2 separate regions of the Homo sapiens genome follow, and region 2 is linked to region 1. The links are chromatin contacts, found by Hi-C or POLR2A ChIA-PET in ENCODE. All regions are on one chromosome and are shown on one strand. Each heading gives the region's core, a stretch centred on a gene start or an enhancer-like site at or near the end of the contact. The rest is flanking DNA. Distances are from core to core; before and after follow the strand shown. Region 1 has its middle 98 kb from the start of LINC02659. Region 2 has its middle 130 kb from the start of LINC02659.

The links. Hi-C counts contacts between places; a loop is a spot of excess contacts on that map. ChIA-PET counts read pairs that join two places held with the same protein, here RNA polymerase II (POLR2A). Pooled maps may share reads with other maps.
Region 2: a map with no recorded cell type shows a loop between it and region 1 (15-fold over the local background). The contact joins two enhancer-like sites. A Hi-C loop is called at or near these places in 1 of 37 single-sample maps with no recorded cell type and 2 of 50 pooled maps. POLR2A ChIA-PET finds 5 or more read pairs at or near these places in 1 of 52 experiments (GM12878).

Annotation. Positions count from the first base shown.
Region 1 is chr10:44,006,802-44,013,481 of GRCh38, forward strand. No RefSeq gene overlaps it. Among named protein-coding and RNA genes, the nearest start is that of LINC02659, 98 kb to the left of the region's middle. RefSeq lists enhancers at 1,566-1,885, 4,016-4,095. Within about 2 kb of position 4,143, at least 5 of the 41 ENCODE cell types and tissues checked have a DNase peak (open chromatin) inside an H3K27ac peak, as active enhancers do.
Region 2 is chr10:44,043,112-44,049,791 of GRCh38, forward strand. No RefSeq gene overlaps it. Among named protein-coding and RNA genes, the nearest start is that of LINC02659, 130 kb to the left of the region's middle. RefSeq lists an enhancer at 5,931-6,100. Within about 2 kb of position 3,625, at least 5 of the 41 ENCODE cell types and tissues checked have a DNase peak (open chromatin) inside an H3K27ac peak, as active enhancers do.

The sequences.
Region 1 (6,680 bases), core at 2,893-5,392:
TCCTCTCTCTCTTGTCCCCAGCCTCTCTCTTTCTCCCAGCTTCCCAACACATTCATTTTGAAAAAAGTAAGTGTTTTGGCTTCTGTGTCACAAGCGCTGTGGAGGAATTCTTTCCCAACTGTGCACATTCTGTGGGTTGGGGAAAACCAGCACCCACTTAAGGCACCTCCCTGCTTACACAATCCCCCAGCAGTGACTCTATGTGCAAATGTCACACCTGACTTGGCTCTCCTTCTTCCTCACAGTGCTGGGGCCCACATTTAGGGTTAAACACTGAGATAATCATTTCCTGGTTGTATTCCTGGGAACTGCCCCCAGAGAAACCCCAGTCAGGACTTGCCAGGGGGACCTGCTCTTCTTGCCCTGACTATGACAAACCCAGATTTGCGACTGGGGGTCCTCGCCCCATCTGCCTCACTTGTTTTCACTCTACTTTCTTCTTTGGGTTTGGGAAATTTGTCAAGAAGACCTCTTTCATCTTCCTCTAGAAAAGAGGTCTGAGAATCTGCCCTCCCTTCCTAGAACTTACCACTGTCCCTAACCCACAACTGGTGCTGACTAAACTCAAGTTGGTTGGATGGATGAAGAGACCATTGCAGGCAGCCCTGGAGAACCTCCCTCTTTCAAGTTCCTTCCCAGGAAAGAGTGTCTCTTGGGGCCACGGTTTTGTCCCTCTTCGCTAGCTTTGCCTTCATGGAAAGAATAGTACAAACATTTACAAAGAGCTCCAGACTGAGAAGGTAATTCCCACTTATTCCCAGCTGGTGTGATGTGAGGAGTGTTACCCCACCAGACCAAGGCGCCCAAATCCACATGCATGCCTAATAGCCAGTGGGACACCTGTGCTTTCTTTCCAAATCCCTCAATGAACTGTCTTGAGAAAGACTCACTCACCCACTGCCTAGATCAACCCATACCACCACCAGCCCTGTCTCTCACACTCTACATTTTCCCTGCCGTGTGGTTTCTGGGCTCAACTTCTTGTTTTTTAATTTCCAGGACCAGAAGCTTTCCTATGGTATTAGCATTATAGGTCTCCATGAAGTAGCTGAGTGGGTCGAGAAGTAGAGTTTATGCAAATAATTGGGGAGTAATCAATACTGTAGCTGGGGTAAATAAAACAATTAGAAAGCCATCAACAGGGAAGAACTAATTCTTCTTGGGGGAAGAGAAGAGCAGGGAACACCATCAGCAAAGAGGTGATGTGGGAGCATTTCAAAGGTGGAAGGAAGCAGAAAGAGAAGATGACGGCACATTCTAAAATGAAGGGAGGAGGGGTTGCAAAGGAATCAAAGCATCCCTGACCTCTCCTTCAATCAAAAAACTGTAAACAGAATATGTTTATTTATATGCGTTAGTATTTTTTCTCTTTGCAGGGGTAATTTTATACCTTTATGGAAAATCATTTAAAAGCCTTTTATCTATTAGAATTAAAAAGTATATAAGAAAAACATAAAAGCAGTAAGGGCAATGTTATTTCAGACAACTCAGAATAATTTAAATCGCCATCTGGAAAGCCCATCAGCGACAGAGCCTTCTGTGGCCTCTTTTCTCTCTCTCTCTCTCTCTCTCTCTCTCGGGCTCACAGGTCAGCCCAGAGCATCTGAACATGACCCACGTGGCCCAAGACTCGTGGTGACTTCTCACGGTGGCATGGCTCTGACTTGGAATTCCCCTGTAGAGGTCCTCCTGGGTGACATCATGTGCATTCCATGCTGTGAGGTGTTTCGAGCCTGTGAGTGTGAACTTTCTTTATGGACAGGAAGCAAAGGAAGGAAAGTGAATTTAGGAAAACAATGGTCATCTTAAAAAAGAGGTCAGATTTTAAACAAAAGTTTACCAGCCTGTTTCATATTTCTACTTATTTGGAAACAAGGCTGTTGAACTGTCCTGACAGGCTCTCTCAGACAGAGCTGGGCCCTACAATGGCGTTTTATGCAGGGCTTTGTGGGGAAATTTGGTGAAACAAGCCCCTGGGAGTTCTGTACCCACCCACGCCACAGGGAAGCCAGGGCAAGCTCTCTGCTTTTAAAGGGCTGGTGTAATAGAGCTCAGGGCTGGTGGGTTAACGGCATTACCCTTATTAACCACCTCATTTAATTCTCACCCTGGTGGGTTGTATCTCCCATCTGAGAAAACAGGCTCAGAAAGTTGTTTCTTGCCTACACTGTCAGCACTAGTGAGCGCACAGAACCGTACCTAGGTTCATTTGATGCCAAATGTTCACCCCAACAGAGGGAGGATAAAGAAGGAAGAGAATGGAGGTTAGAATGAGAACCAGTGAGTGTGCGGCCTGCAGTCAAAGTCTGTAATTGTCTCTCCTGTGGCTTGGCCAGGACAGTCCCGCTCATTAGCTTGTTTGGCCAACAGTGGTTTCTAATGAGGGGACTTGGGAAGATAGAGAGAAAAATAGCAGTCACGTGGTAAAAGTGTTAAGGTTTGTAGATGCAATGAATCAACACAGGGAGAAAATAGTCAAGTTGGGAGAAGAGAAATCACTTCCCCAACATTCAAGCTTAACTGATTTGCTTTGGGTTCAGCCTTCCACTCTTGAGTCCAAATACTACATCATGTCTGAATGTTCCTGTCTTGAAATGGTAACCTAATAATCTTCCCAGTCCTCAGGGAGATGGAGCATTGTTTGTTCCCTTCACCTTCTGCCCTTAGAAAGCACAGTCTTTTGGAAATTATCTTTGGCTCCTTGGATTTAAGCACTGAAGGCACTGCAGCCTTGTCGTGGTTCAGAAAGAACGCACGCTCTCCACGGGCCTGTTCGGCCCCCACTCCAGGAAGATGCCACTTGGCCTCAAAATATTAATGTTGGTGGGTTAAACTGGACCCTTAACCTCCTTTCCAAGTCATAACGGGTATGCAAACAGAGGGGTGGTCCTATGTGAGCTGGAAATAATGTTCTTGGCTGCCGCTTCCTTCTCTTTCTATTTTAGTCCTCAGGGACATGGCTTTTTTGCTTCTTTGAGATTTGGGAGTCTTGAGGTTTTATTGCAAAAAAAAAAAAAAAAGAATTCTGTGTGGTTTTAGAAGGCAAGTCACTTTTGAGTAATTTAAACCCTCATTTATCTAAACACGGAGGCTGAGGACCTCTTAGCGAACTGGGTCCCATGTTATAAAACTTTTGGCAAAGATTTGTCATCTATCCTGTGCTCTGCCCACACTCTTACCTAGCAAGTCCCGTCGTCATCTTTCCAAGCCAGTTTGGTCCTGCTGGTTTCTCTTCTTAGGTGTGCATTTTGTGCATGTATGTGCAGATGCCTGTGCACATGAGCGTGTGCTATACAGGAGGTCATGTTACAGAGAGCAGAGGCTGCGGCTGTTTACCAAGCCCTGCAGCCAGTGAGGTTCAGGGATAATTAAGAGAAATCTCCCTTGGCAGAAATGTGCCTGCTTGGGTCTGCTTCTCATTTTGGACAATTGGAAAAGGCAATCACTCAAGTTTTATTGATGCCAAAGAGTTTTTCACAGTCATCAATATGGGTTACAAAAATGAAGTTGTTGACATCTTATTTCTGGGGTTTTTTCTTTCAGATAATTGTAAGCCCTCAAGCATCATATATTCTGAAATAAGGCAGTTCCACCCCAGAACATAGCATTTTCAATGCACTACATGCAATTGATCTTACGGACATTCTGCCAAATTCCTGACCAATCATATCCATCTGTATCTATCAAGCGCATTCAGAGTTCTCTCGCTGCTGTAAGACAGAGGAAGAGTAAAATCTAAGAGTAAAGTCAGAGTAAAATCTGACCTTGATTTTACTCCAAGAGGTGTGAGATAAGATTTAAATTCTACATGACTGCTTTTAGCTATTTCTTAACATGATGTATATTTTGGGTATTAATTCCTAGGGTGTTGTAGAGTTTAGCTTGCTCCCTTAAGCTCCCTGTTAGTTAGGTCTTCTGGACTGCTTTGTTTTTACTCTTGGACCAACCTGGGCTGAGGCTCTACTTGGGAGCTCAGTTCAGCAGCTGTGAGCCCTGATTATCAGCTCTCTAGGTCCTAGGAACTCATTCGAATATCTGCTAGGTTTCCCAGCTTCCACGGGCTGGAAGAGGACATCTTTCCTCCCCATTTGCAGAGAGACAGCAGCCCAGGACTGAGCTCTTGGCAGCAGCCCTCTGTCCCTGTCATAGAAGGCCAGGCTCTGTGCCCAGATGATCATGATGGGGCATAAGGCTGGCTTAGCCAGTCAGGGGCTGCCCTCTGTGAGCTCAGAGGAGACTTGGGCAGGCCTTGGTGCCTGCCCCTCATGGCATGAGGAGCCATGCTGATCTCATGAAGGAGGAGCCATTTCCCCCAGGTCAGCTCCCTGAGGGCTCAGACCTGAAACCAGGTGCACAGGAAGCTGAGTCACTAGGGGCCAACACAGTTGCTCTCAGCCCTGGGGAACGCAGGGGAGCTCATTACAGCTGGCAGAAGTCCTCACCATAAAAGCAGAGGTATTTACTAGCCCAGGAAGGAAATGGAGTGACCCATATGTAGTATTACCATGGAGGAACTCTATGAAAGTCACAGTTTTAGCCATCTTTTGTTTAAGATTAAAGAGCTAAGTAGAATAATGGAATAAGTTGAAGGTATTTGTCAGGCCACCGGGATGATGTCATTTGCTTTCTGTCATTTCTAAAACTGGAGCCAATTTCAGAAACTGAAGCCACCCCTTGCCAAATTATCCTCCTCTATTCTAGAGGGTAAATACTATTCTAGACTGCTCTTACCAATCTCCACTGAAATCCATGTACACATCTATAGTTCCTTTTTGTGGAAAAGAAGTCAAAGTTTAAATAAGTTTCCCAATGCCACAAAAGAGTTAAACAATCTGGACATTTTTCTCAGACCACCTCCTCTATCATCCATCTAAAAATGTGCTTCTCCCTCCAGATATGTGCAATGCTGCAATCAGTTGCCATGGAGACCACACTCTGGCCCTGTACCCTCAACAGCATGGTTAAATAAGTGGTAATGTCAGACCTCTCAAAGCATCTTGGCGGCCCCAATCCAGGTCCCAGAGCTCCAGCCAGCACAGGCCTGGCCAGCGTGGGCACCGGGCTGGGAGCTTGTGGGAGCCTGGGTGGTCTGGTGCATCCCTGGCCAATGTTTAAATGCTGACTTCACGTGTGGGGTTGCCCTGGTGGGTTGCGGTAGAGACACTCCTCCCATGAACTGCTGATAAGAATGAACATTGTAAAAGAAACAATTTGTAACTGGCTATGGCAAACTCTTCTTTGCCATGGGTCTGGATTCATGAAATACAACATGACCCCAACAGAGCTTTAATGTGTTCAGGAGCTGGTTGTTCTTTACCTTCCTCTTGCCCCTCTAATGAGTGATTACCTGCATGCCCATACCCGCTGATGCCCAATGTACACACAGCTAGAAGTATAAATGAGTGCGTTGACCACCGAAGGTCAAAAAATATATATATATTTTTACATGATATTGCTATAAATGACAGGACTGTGGGTCTGAGCCTGCTGGAAAGCAGCTGACTTTAGGTATTCTGTCAGTGGCCTGTTGGGAAAGCCCTGCCCAGCTGGGTAGCTCCATATGGCACCATATTGACCAGTTGCAGTGTCTTTCTTCTGGATTTTGAAAATGAGACACACACAGGGATGTCAACATTGGGCCAGGGTGAGCCAGATGACTCACAGAGAGGGTCTGTGAGAAGACGCCTTTGGATAGCAGGGCGTGTGTGGGCTCAGGGGCATTTGATTGGCAGCAATCAAACGGGGATGCAGAGATGAGAAAAGTCAGATCTCCATGTGGGGTACAGGGCAGAGTGCAGAGCACACTTGCCCAGGATGGGGTGAAAGATGCCTCCTTGCAGTTGGCCTGAATTTTAGATATTTTTCATTGGTGGATGCTTTTCCCTCTCATCTTGACTTCTCTCTTAGGATGAAACCCAAAGCTGTCCTCACTTTTCCTGCCAGACAGATTTCCTTAAGTGAGCCATGTGTTGGTAATGAAATCCTGAACCCACGCGGGGTTAGACAGAACCAGCAGTGCTTGATGATCTATCAGATGTGGGTGAAGACAGAACAGAGCAAGGTATGACATGGTGCCCAGCCTCTGCTTGGCCACAGCCATGGAGGACCGGGCGAGAGAGTGCAGAGAGCGAGGTGGTGCTAATGTGCCCTGAAAAACAGTTTCTGACCTGCGTGATGATAAAATGAATCTGAAGTGCCTTTCAAAATTGTTTATTCTTCCTCCCTTTGCTGCTGTTTCTCCTCCCCTTTCCTCCTCTGCTTCTCCTCTGCAGGGCAGCACATCCATTGAATGTCTTATCAGCTTCCCTGGTGTTTTCAGGGCAAACAGGCCCCCTGATCCATCTCTTGAAGGAAAATCTTTGTTATGACATTTCTAGCTCAGAGCAAGGCATGCTCGATATAATTAATTGGCAATTCCTTGGGATGGAAAAGTTCTGCCAAAAATGTTCTGAGTTCAGGGTGAGCATGTAAATCCTTTCTGAGCTCTGATCTGCAAGCTTGGGGGCAGGAGATCACAGAAATTAATGATTGGCATCTTTTCTGCAGTCAATTTCCCTCTAAAGGTCAGCAGTGGCAAAGCACACCTGGGAAGCAGAGCTTTGTAGAACCTGATAAGAATAAGCACCCCGTGCAGTGTCACTACATGCCACGCTGTCTGTTCTAGCTCATATGTGTGCTAA
Region 2 (6,680 bases), core at 2,375-4,874, 36 kb after region 1:
ATGGCTTGGATCCAAATCTGCATCCCAACCTCCCCAATGCACCAGGTAAGTCTTCAAAGATACGAATAAAGGAAATATGTAGGAAACAAAAGACACGTCAATGAAGAGGTGGACCCACATTTTGGGGTCTTCACTGTAGCCAAGGAAAGGATGTTGTGGTCTGTGTTAGGTGAGCCATCTACTCCTATGACTCCAATGTGCCTGACTCCCAGGAAGAGCTCAGCCCAGGGACCCCTTGATTTAGCCTTGTCCATCCCTATTCCCATCCTCAGGGATTTCACTGTTGACATGTTCTCTCCATGACTCAGAGCAGTTGTTCACCTTGTTGGTCAGGTGAGGACACTGGGTCAAACGGGGGACCCGGGTGCCAGTGATGCATCTGGTGAGAGACAGGCACAGGCAGGGACCCAGGCCAGGGCTCCTGCCTCTCGGGCTCTGGCCCTCCCAGTCCATCCCGCCTCTCGGGCTCTGGTCCTCCCAGTCCATCCCAGGGCTTCTCCCTGCAGCATCCTCTGCCCGGGCCCAGGATCTGCTTTGCAGAGGGGAGCAAAGCGCTCTAGGGCTGATGTGGCAAATCTTCTGACAAAAACGTGGCTTTTAGTTTGGCCCTCCTGCTCGGATATTGTTTGAGCCCTGATTCTGGGTGAAAGGCAGAGGGGAGCCCGCGTCTGTCTTGCTGGCTGTCCGAGGCTGGGCACACCCTCCGCAGGGCATGGGCGGTGGGCTCCCATCATTCTGCTCTCACCCAGGGAGCTGGGCACATTTGTGGGCCCATTGTGTGCTGGGCCAGCTGCCAGGCACCTGCTCCACACAGGGCTGTGCCACATCCCCGCTTTCCTGGAATTCAGGGAGTAAGAATGGAGCCGACTCCTTGTTCATTCCGCAATTATTTCTAGCTTCATTTTTCAGGCACCCCCTATGACATTGTTTTCCCAGGAACTCTGAAGCAATGAAACCATGAAACATTCAAACACTATGCATGGACGGTTTATCAAGAAAACAATCACAGAAAAAAGATCCCGCAAATTTTCCCAGTGAGAATTTCAGTGTGGGGAGGAGGAGATGGGAATGGCCAAGGGGAGGGTCAGGTTTCTCCTGAAATGCTGACCAGCTGGACAGGCCTGGGGAAGTGTCCATAAGTGCACGCACAGGCACACAGGGACACTGGGCATGCTCTCCTGTCCTGGTAGGACTCTTCCAACAACTAGAAACACTCATATTTCCTTTTAGATAATTTATGAAGTACTTTTAAACACACCCACTCCCTCAGGGGGAAGATTGTTCAAGCAACAACTTAACTTTTGTTGATGGATTATTGGCTATTAGGGGATATTAGTTCAGCATGTTTTGATTTGTGAGTTTGATTGAGGGGAGCAAAGGAGGCCCAGCTTGTTTAGTAGACAAAGTCTTGGGCTGAGAGGGGCCTGGGCTATGATCCTTCTCCTGGGCGCTCCCTGGGCACCGGCAGGCAGGTCCTCCCTGCCTCATTTCTCCCCCTGGTGTTTGTTCCTGTCATCCTCTCACTCAAAGCTTAAACCAAGGGGGACAGCAGGGCCCTGGGTCTTAGATGCTAGTTGCCTATCCCCTGGGGATGGCTCACAGAGGAGCCAGGGACTACGTGGGGTCAGGCCGTTGCACCAGAACTTGCTGCCCTGGTGTTTAAATGCTGTGACTCTCAGCACTCCAGGGCTAGACAGGCCGCTTGAGGTCCAGAGGGGGCTGGGGTTGGACAGGCTTTCCTCCACTCGCTCGGCCATCTATCTGTCTGTGATCAGCAACGCTGCCCTTGGTCAGCTGCTCAGCGAGGGCAACAGAGTAAGGGTATGCGAGGGAGTTTTTGCCACTTCAGCTAGCAGAAATTTAAGGACTCCCTCAAAGAAGGAAAGGAAAAAGAGGGCATGCTGGGGAATGTAGTTAGAAGGCTGTTGGTCTGCCCCACTGACCATCATTTCTATCTGGGCCCCAAGTGGCTGGGTGGGTGACGGAGGGGCCCAAGACCACAGAAACACACATTTCCTCTGCGAATCTCCTCAATCCTGCAGCTTCAGAGACTAAAAGGCGGAGCTTTTCCTTCGTGGGGAATCCAGATGGCCTGAGTGTTGTTCCCAGGCCCTGGGGCTATACACAGCTCCAGCTGCCGCGTTTCCTCATTTGGGATAATGAAAACAAGGGCTTGGACTGTCTCTGAGCTTTCTAATTGGGCCACCAGCTGATCCACATGGCCTTTTTTCTTTTAACCAACTTGACCTTCTAACATGAGCAGGGAAATGCCTATTTGCTTAAGCTTGTATTTTCCATAGTTATATAGCAAGATCCCATTTTTGTAAGCATAGTTTAGCTTACAGTGTAATGAAGCCCCATTGAGCCATCCAAAAAAAGTGAGTTGGGCTTCCTTCCAGTGTGAGGACCAGGATGCTGGGAGGGATGGAGGTCCTGGGGTGGCAGTGGCTCCTCTTGGGATGTGCACGAGGCTCTGATTCCATCCTGCACAAAAACAATGGCAGATTCACACCACATGGGTGGATCAGGAGGACATCATGCTCAGTGAAATAAGCCAGTCACTGAAGGACAAGTGCTGCATGATTCCACTTCTGTGAGGTTCTTAGGGAAGTCAAATTCATAGAAACAAAAGAATGGTGTTTCCAGGGGCTGCGGGAGGAGGAATCAGGAGCTGTTGTCTAATGGGGATAATTTCAGTTTTGCAAGATGAAAGGAGTTCTGGAGATGGATGGTGGGGATGGTTGCACAACAATGTGAATGTATTTAACGCCACAGAACTGTAAACTGTAAAAGGGTTAAATTAAGATGGTCCATTTTATTTTACGCATTTTTCACTACAATTAAAATGGTCTTGGGGGAATTGAGGCCAGCCAGCCCGTTTCTCCGAGGGGTGTGGAAAATGTCCCTAGGCTTCTGCATCAGCAGTTCTGTAGCCTCTGAGAAACCCACTGCTCTCCACTTCATCCCTGTGGCAGTGCTGATCCTGTACATTCTCATCTGCTAGGAATCCTAATTTATGATTCTGGCATACAATACAGGGCAAGCCTCACTGTGACCCATGTCTGGGGATGGGAACTGGAGCTTGGTTAGTTTGGTACATGCTTTGGTTTTGATAAGAGCTGGATCATGATCCAGTTGTATCTGTGAGGCCTTCCTTTATTCACTTGTTTGTTCTTTCCTTCATCATTCACAAGCTTTTACAGGGAACAGGTTTGGGGCTAGCACTGCACTAGGAAAACGCAGTGAAATCCTTGGTCCCAGACTGTAACGAATGTTGAGTGTGAAATGTACTCACTCCATACAAGGCTGCAGACATTCTGACTTTGAGCTTTTAATTTGTTTCATGGAAGATAAATAGCACTTTGTTTATAGATGAGTCTGAAGAGTAGAGAGCATGTGCCTGTGTATGCCGATGAAACTCCTTGCTACTTCATCTTTGCCATAGGGTCCCTGTGTGCCTCTCCTCGTCACTAGGGTGCCCATGCGGGAGAGCAGGCAGGAATGCTTCCAGGTACACACTGAGGGAGGGGCATGCTGGAAGCTGATAACACATGTTTAGCATAAAACCTTACTAACTCACTGTGAACAATGACTCAGTTCAGCCTGCAGGAGCCAGAAAGGCCCCCGGCGAGCTCTCTGTTGGAACTGGCATCTGCTCTAGTGGAAGAATTGTTTCTTTGAGAAAAGAAAACACACATGCATTATGGGAGGCAGAGCTGCCTCCTCAGCACCTCTGTCAGGCTCTAGCTCCTCAAAGAATGGCAAAGGGCGGGGAGGCTCAGGATCATATTGGCCGATAGAATCCTGCCCACTTGTGGAATTGGCTGTGCCAACGCAGGGCTATTTAGCCATTGCACAGACAAAATAGGAAACACACATTTCCTATAGCAGTGGGCAATGGTGCATTTCTATTGGTTTTATCAAACAAACCTTAAGCTCTTCGCCTTTTCAAAACTTAGAGAATAGGACCGTTTATATTTCGTGTGAACCTCGCCTTCCTAAACACAAAGGCCAATCTCAGAAGCCTGAAAACCCCGAAACAACGTTTGGCAGGAATCTCCATTCAGAGCAGGAAGGTTGTGTTTATATTCTTCTCTCTAGACCAAAGGCTCTTGCAGGGCTGCTGTTTATTTTTCTGTCTCAAAGAGCAGAGCCGCCAATATAATATAAAATAGGTAATATAATAAAAATACTTCATAAATCAGAAGCTCTGCTCAGTTAGGTCCATGCTCTGTCGACTCTGAAATAAACTTGTGGGCGCCCTTGCTGGCTTCATTTCCTCTTGGTTTCTTCATCAGTGTGCTGCCAGAGTCATCCTTCGGTTTGTTTCCGTTAATTCCCCCAGCCCATCCTGCACCAGGTCAGTCCCGCTGCAATTAGGAGTGAACTTTGTCTTGATCTGCAATGTGGCGTGGAGGGAAGTGTTTTCCTTCCCTCTCCTGGTGGAGTGGAGAAGCCGAATCTGCATAGCAGCAGGCACTACCGGCCAATCAAACGCACATCCATCATCCGTCACGGGAAGGTCTGGTTCTCACAATGGCGCTTTCCTTAGTAAAACTGGCCTTTCCTCTTGGGTAAATGTTTCCTTTAGAAAGCAATACATTGTGTAGTGGACAGTTAACTGCGAATAAGGGACACCTCAAATGCCAAGATTTTGGGGGCATCACCTTGCTCCTTTGGCATGAAGACATGCTGGAAAGAGGATTTTGTGAATGTCTACTCCCATCACCTGGCGCTGTGGGCCTGCCCCTGGGATGCAGGCCTGTTTTCACATACCCCCATCTCCCCTTCACGCCCGTGCTTTTGTTCTACAGACATTCTGATTGGAACTTCTCTCTATATTAATCTCAAACCTGCCCCAGTCTTTAGCTGTCAATCCCTGATTCTAATTCTGTTGTCTGAATTGCAACAGAATAAATGCATTTTTTTCCCATGTGATTGGTCTTCAAAAATCCAAAGACTTCTAGAATGTTCTCCCAAGTCTACACTTCTCCAGGTTAACTACATTTCTTCAGTGCTTCCTCAAACCTCCCAGACTCTTCTCCCATCGTTTCTTCTTCCAATGTGTCCGATGTTGGTGGTCATCACTCCTAAAATGTTGCATCTGGAATGGACCGCAAACTTCCAGACAGGGATCTGACTGTGTTGTTAGAAACATCCCCTGCCGTGGACTCATATTGTGCAGACACTATTGAACTTACACATTCTTAGGTCCCCTTTTGTTTGTTTGTTTTGTAAATAAAAACCATTATTTGTATTTCTTTATTCAATGATTTATTTCTTGTCTTCATTCCTGAAAGGATTTAAGGTGTCTCTTAAAAATATAATGCCATATGTAAACTAGCAAAGGGATAGTATGAATAGGGAAACTATGGACAGACAAAAGTTTATACTGGCCATAAAATGCATTCCAGAATGTCCTGCAACCTTGCTATAGGTGACCCACACATGTGGCTGGGTTTCCTAGCAACAAGAAGAAAGGAGGTAACATCATTTGCATGTCAGGGTGCCCATAAAGAAAGCACAAGCCAGTGGCTCAGGACAGGCATAGCTATTTCTGGTACTGAGACCTAAGAGAAATATTCCTCATAGGTCTTGATAGAGGACACTAGGTGATGTAGCTCTCAATGACATCCTTAGAGCAAACACAGTCCATTTCCTAAGAATTTAGGTTGCTTTCAAAGTCCCTGAACTGTTGCTGATCTTATGCCCTATCCAGCGTGATGGTTTTGGCAATTGATTTTTTTGTGACAAATACTTATCCCTGCTACATTTTAATGTGTATTTTAGGGAATTCATATTGAAAAAGGAAAATTGAGAAGCTGAATGAGAGCACCCATTTCACTCAGTGTCCCATAGGGCGCCCTTTGATTTTGGAAATTGTCTTGATATTCATCCCATTTGCAGTTGGATCACATTCTTATAACATTCCCCCGGGGCCCTGTTATTATTGTTATATTTTAAAATGAAACATGTTTTGAGGCCAGGGACATTTGTAAGAGGCTCTCTGTTCTGATTTTTAGTTCCAGGCAGGTCTAGCTAGAACCTGGGATTATGCAGGGCATCTGTCCCTCTGAGGTATAGAACAACCTCTACTCTCCTGAAGCCCTAGATCCCAAATGTCTCCATCCAGGTACAAGCAGAAGGGAAGGGTGGGGCTGTTTCCATATGACAGCCTGAGAAGCTCCTGTGACAGGGAGAGAAGATAGCCTGGTGGAATTCCTCTAGTCAGGGACGTGGGCAGGGTGGAGGGATTCTCATGTGGATGGAAGTAATACACTAACCTGAGTGAATGCTCACACACCTTCATGTGCTGGGCACCAGGGCCCTCGCCCTCTCACTGCTCCTCCAGCTGGGCCTGCTGGCAGTGAGGCTCTATCTCTACCATCTGCTCAAAACTACTCACACTTATTTCAGTGTAGCTCGGTCATTCTAACAGCTCATTTTGTGTTTTGGCCTCAGTGATTTTATGTGTCAATGGCCAGATATTTGGTCAAACATTATTCTGGGGGTTTCTATGAGGGTGTTTTTGGATACGATTAGCATTTACATTCATGGACCGAGTAAAGCAGATTGACTTTCCCAATGTGTTAAAGGCCTGGAAAGGACAGAAAGGCTGGCCCTCCCACCAGCCGCCAGTAAGAGAGACCTACTGCCTGACAGTCTTCATGCTGGGCATT